Linked DNA regions of Homo sapiens: region 2 is linked to region 1. The links are chromatin loops, found by intact Hi-C in ENCODE. Cell type or tissue: PC-3. All regions are shown on one strand. Links, peaks and the distances in the headings refer to the core of each region. The heading gives the core; the rest is flanking DNA. Region 1 has its middle 80 kb from the start of CXCL13. Region 2 has its middle 27 kb from the start of CXCL13.

Region 1 (2,917 bases), core at 154-2,653:
TATTTTCCCACTCTCTCACCCACACTTGAGGTCTTGTTTACCAAAGTTCTAGTCCCTGATTTTCACAAAGGGAAACCAAATTGCCTACCATGTTCCAGCCCCGCTTGCCTTCTATCAGTGCTTGAGCCTGTCCAACTCTTCTTGTTTAACCAGGAAGAAGAGTGGCCCTGTGACCAATCTGCTTGGCTGTTCAAGTGGCTGGCCCTTCTTGGCTTTGGGTCTCAGCTCAAAGGCCTCTTCTTCACGAAAGGCTCCCTGGCCTCCCTAAGCCAGTCCTGTGTGTTCCTCTTTGATGGCTCTGTTTTCCCTTCCCTCATGTTTAGCCTAGTCTACAATTTTACTTATCTGCTTGCTTGTCACTGTCTTTGCTTACACCATAGTGTGGAAGCTCCATGAGGCCAGGGACCTTGTTTCTTTCCTCACTTGAAGCCCTGGCCCCTGGGCTAAGAGCCAATTATGTAATAAATGCTCAGATTTGGTGAGTTAAGAAGTATATTTCAGGGTTGCTTCATGTAGATTTGAAATTACCATGGACTTTTCCCCCTTTGAGTGTGTTTTCCATCATTTGCCTTTTAATATTATCTAGTATTGTTATTATCACCCTCCCTGGGATTAAACTAAGACATACATCATATTTTACAATGTGAAGCACTCTGTAGTATGAAGGTTTTATTTATATAATGAGTTGGCATTCAACCTTTAAGCATATTAGATGAATGTTTCACATTTAAAATTTTAAATTTAATATATTAATTTATGTTATCTCTTTTATTTTCTGTTACTATAACAGAATACCTGAGACTAGGATATTGTTTATTTAATATTTGCCATGAAACAAACCTCTTGTTTATTTGATTAACCAAAAAATAAAATAAGCTGCCTAGGAACAATTTTATGATCCAAAGATATACCAACTTTGTTTTAAGGCTGTGGTAGTTAATACAACATCTTTCTGCTACCTTCTGCAGTCTTCTCTGTGGACCACAGTGATACCTCTAGAAACCTGTTAGCTAACACAGGAGTTTTTTTAAATGCTTTTTCATTGTTTCTTTAGCTGCTCATTGTTTGTCATGTTGTGGCCTGCAGTAGTAGCATTTAAGATTTAAAAATGAAGGCAAAAATAATAAAAAAAAAACAAACCCACAATTTAAAAAAAGCCTACCTTTGCCTAAAAGTTTAGAGGAAAATTTTCATTTCCCCACCCATCTGCTGAATTGATGGAATTCACACCATCATGGCCATGACCATTTAAAAGAACCCCAGGTGTGCTTGCAGCATAGTTTCTGTGACCATGAGTGTTATTTTGGTAGTGCATAATCCTTATGTCATGTTTGCCTTGGACAAATAAAAATCAAGAGGTTTAACTTAGTCATTCTAACAAAAGGCAACATGTACATGTTAATTCCTTCAATTCTGTGTTCACTTTTCTTAAAAAAAAAAGACTCAACTGTGTCATATGTTCTACAGCTAAACATTCACGCATTTTGCTGACCAGCCATGAGAGCTAATAGACAGTATTAATCAAGATTCATAGAAAAATACTAACAACACTTCCACCCACACAAGTATACCTAACATGCTGTTTAAAAACAAAATCCTTTACCCATCCACTCTCACCTGCATTGATTTTAGGAGAAAAGGAAAAAAGAAAGAAATCTTACCACCCTAAAATCAAGAAAACCCCCCAAATGAGAAAAATCTTCCTTTGAAGAAAGCTAAACAGACTTCTGGAAACATAAAGAATTATTATAGAGCTGGTTATTTGAAGAAAATAAACACTTTGTTACACACATCAACAGTCAGTCGGTGTGCTCTGAGACAGAGAGACTGAGTAATTTTTAATGAACGGAAATTTAGCTCACTGTTCTGGAGGCTGGGAAGTCCAAGAACATGTGGCCAGCATCAGAGAAAAGCCTTTGTGCTGCATCATCCTATAATGGAAGGCAGAAGAGAGCACATGGGGGAGAGAGTGCTGCTCTAGAGATAACTGACCCACTCCTGTGATAACTACACTAATCCATTCACCACTTATTAGGCCTCACCACCCAACACTGTTGCATTGGGGATTAAGCTTCCAACATGTGAATTTTGTCATATACATTCAAACCATAGCATAATCTGATGCATGGTCTAATTTTGTAAAGTAAAAATATTTGTGTATGATTGAGGTATATAAGAATATACACTAAAGTGGTGCTCTGTTCCAAGATGGCTGAATAGGAACAGCTCCAGTCTGCAGCTCCCAGCACTATCAATGCAGAAGACAGGGGACTTCTGCATTTCCAACTGAGGTACCTGGTTCATCTCACTGGGACTGGTTGGACAGTGGATGCAGCCCACAGAGGGTGAGCTGAAGCAGGGTGGGACATAGCCTCACCCGGGAAGTGCAAGGGGACAGGGGATTTCCCTTTCCTAGCCAAGGGAAGCTGCAACAGACTGTACCTGGAATAACAGGACACTCCAGCCCAAATACTGAACTTTTCCCGAGGTCTTAGCCACCGGCAGACAAGAAGATTCTCTCCCATGCCTGGCTTGGCAGGTCCCATGCCCATGGAGAAAGTGCAACAGCCTGAGATCGAACTGTGAGGTGGCAGCCTGGCTGGGAGAGGGGCATCTGCCATTGCTGAGGCTTGAGTAGGTAAACAAAGTGGCTGGGAAGCTCGACCTGGGTGGAGCCCACCACAGCTCAGCAAGGCCTACTGCCTCTATAGACTCCACCTCTGTAGGCAGGGGATAGCTGAACAAAAGGCAGCAGAAACTTCTGCAGACTTAAACATCCTGGTCTGCCTTCTCTGAAGAGAGAAGGGGTTCTCCCAGCATGGCATTTGAGCTCTGAGAATGGACAGACTACCTCCTCAAGTGGGTCCCTGAACCCCATGTAGCCTAACTGGGAGACATCTCCCAGTAGGAGCCAACT
Region 2 (2,917 bases), core at 319-2,818, 53 kb before region 1:
TCTAAGGCTCCCTGAGTGCTTAGCGCTAACACATTTGGGGTTATTTGCTTGTACTAAAGAGATTGATCTAAAACCTTCTCTGCAAAGAAGCAGAGCATTTTCAGGTAGCTGAGTACATCATTTTTAAAGGGGTAGCAGGTCTAATTTCTAGGGCTTGGCACTCATCAGAATTAAAAAAAATAAAAGGTCCTTAACAGCATGCCAGGGAGACACAACTTTGGAATTTTTAGTAAAACCACAGAGTAGAGGAGTGTCTGTAAAATATGCAGTATGAGTCAGACACATAGCTAATAGGGATTACTAGACTTCTGGGGACTCCAATAGCATAATACATTGAGAAAACCTTAACTTTCTAATTAGAATATAATTCAGTCTGGAGAGGGTCACTTCACAAAGTGTTGAGGCTGTAATTGAATTAAAGGACAACCTTTGGGAGGCAAACGGCCTGCATCCTTAGTGGGGTGAGCAACAGCAGCAACACTTCCTCATCAGGAAAATGGTCCTTATTCAGCTTTCCAAAATTCCACCCAGAGATTGACTCCTTAAGAGCCTCTGGGGGTTGGGGGGAAAGCAAGCATTTTGTTTGTATAAATTGACATTAGTTAGAATTGGATGAGTAGCTGAGGGCCAAAATGTGGGTGCCTTCAGTGAGACAGTGGGGCATTTCCCAACAAATGTCAGTTTGGAGACCATCCACAGCTGATGGCAGCTCTTCTCCACAATCCAGGCACTCAAGGCCCTATGGCCTCACTGCTCTGCCATCCTCAGAGTGTAGCCCTTGCAGTGGCTGGAGTTCCAGCCTCAAGTTCTCATTTGCTGGGGCAGGATCAAAGAAAAGATGATGAAGGAAGTTCAAAATGCACCTTCGGTCTCAGAAACTGCTATGCGACACTTCTGCTTACATCTTACTGGCCAGATGTAGTTATCAAGCCATATTCAGTTGCAGGAGAGGTTGGAAACCATCAGCTTTATTCTACATGATTCTATACCAGGTAAAATTTGGGGGTGTGATTATGCTGCAGAGACCAGAGAATAAGAATGCTGTTGCAGAATTTTTGCTCCTTAGTTCAGCTAAAACTGGGTTCTTGTCACACAACCAGGAAAGATTAGGCACATGGACACATTGAAGGGTGGGTAGGGTTGAACTTATTAGGAGAGAAAAAGAAAAAAGAAAAACTCTCAGTACAGTGAGAGGGTGTCCTGCTAACAGGCCCCCACCTCACAGATTGATTCCAGGCCACCACACATGACCTGAAGAGGTCAGACTCTTTCCCCCTACAGAAGGCATGAAATTCTCGTGGCTCCACCCCATTCTCCCAGTGCACAGGTGGCTCAGAGATTCTCCAGGGACCCTTCCCCTTATCTGCCTCCTGCATCTATCATTCCCTGCCTAAAGAAGTACACTTAACTGCTATTAGAACAAAGATAAGGATAAGAATGAAGGCTGATCTTAACTGCTTCCTGCTGACAGGGGGCGCTGTTTTGGGAAGGCAGAAGTCAGAGCTCCCTCAGAGGGCTATCTAAGGGTCCCTGGCAAACAGGGCCATCATCTGTGGCTCCAGTTGCATGACTGTTTGGAGTTTGATAGTCTAAAGGTGAGAATAGACAAACCAGGTTATTAGGAAACATATATCAAAATAAAACAAGGGGGGTGGATAAAGTCAGCTCAAGAATCCTGAGGCCTTTTACCAGTTTGCACAGGGAGAGGGAGGCCAAAATCCTGACTGGTAAAAAAGGACTTTTACCCTTTTGCCAGGATGTCAGTCTTCTGGGTTCCATTCCCCAGGCCCAATCCTAAGCCAACCAGTTTAAGGTTTGGGAAATTGAGTTTTCCCAGTTTGGAGGATGCATCTGAGGGGAGTGTCGCATAGTATGGAGACATGATTACCTATCAGTGAAGTGAGGACAGAGGAGGAAGAAGGAAAAAAGGAGGTTTTTTCAAAGGAGTCCCAGGGGTTCAGGATGCATCCGAAAGGGGTAAAGTCTGAAGGTGAATAGCTACTCATCTAGAAAGAAGGGAGCAGGTCTCCCTGGTTCCCTTCTCTTCCTAGCAAATACCCGAGGTACATGAGGGAGAGAAAGTGAGATATTCCTCTTTCTTTCTTCTGTTCTTATATCCCTGAGTCCCAGTGACCATTACAGGGTGCTTGCTACTCATGGGCATCAAAGTGGCTTTCACTCATATTAATGGAAAGGCCTAGGTGGTGGGAATATCCACTCTGACCCATGTACGTCCTACCTCCACTGCTGTCAATAGTATTTGCATTTCCTAGACCTCATTTATGCCATGGATACTAGCATGACCTTTATCCATGAAATGGGAAGCTTGGCTTAATTGGCAGGAATTAGTCACACTCACCTGCACTGTGCCTTTTAACTTCCATTATTGTCTGCCTCCGGACCCCTCAGATCTAGTTTTCTTTCTTAGGGCTTCAACTCAAAGCTTAGAATTGAGTTTGGGACCAAAAATGTGTCTTGGTGGGGGTTGGATGAACTCCTTATTATAATCCAAATGCTAAGGTGAAGCTATGGAATTGAGTTCTCCTCCAACAAGGCAGGTTAAAGGACAACCTGTGACACACCCAGATAACTGGTGGCTATGGTTAAGGAGGCTTGCTAAGATTTGGGTGCATGATGCTTGGCTTTGGTTAGCTTCCTTGCTCTTACCTCCCAAAAAGAAAACCTCCAGGTGATGGTCATCCTATTTTTTCCCATCACCTGGCAAGATTTGCAGGATAATTGCTCAGAATTAGAATATTGATCCAGATTTTTACATTACCCATAAAAGCTATCTATGCTTTTGTTCCTTCTGAGCTGCAGTCAGAGGTCACTGGATTGTTCACGGGAATAAGCAGGGTTAGTCTAAGATGTAGGCAAAAACTTTAAAACAACTAATGAGTCTGGAATTTAATGACAA

What was found. A loop is a pair of places that touch in the nucleus more often than their neighbours do. Peaks named below come from ENCODE experiments on the same cell type or tissue, not always from the same donor. Only the 100,000 strongest peaks of a DNase experiment are listed, where the experiment ranks them.
Region 2: a loop joins it to region 1, with 6 times the contacts of the local background. A loop is called at or near these places in 6 of 110 quality-filtered maps.

The regions. Positions count from the first base shown.
Region 1 is chr4:77,524,139-77,527,055 of GRCh38, reverse strand. It overlaps a transcript of CXCL13 not described here. Among named protein-coding and RNA genes, the nearest start is that of CXCL13, 80 kb to the left of the region's middle. In PC-3, for the core only: no CTCF peak of the experiment used is centred there; a DNase peak (open chromatin) is centred at 1,305; H3K27ac peaks cover 1,710 bases.
Region 2 is chr4:77,576,923-77,579,839 of GRCh38, reverse strand. It overlaps a transcript of CXCL13 not described here. Among named protein-coding and RNA genes, the nearest start is that of CXCL13, 27 kb to the left of the region's middle. In PC-3, for the core only: CTCF peaks have their summits at 1,302 and 1,503; no DNase peak of the experiment used is centred there; H3K4me3 peaks cover 305 bases; H3K27ac peaks cover 780 bases.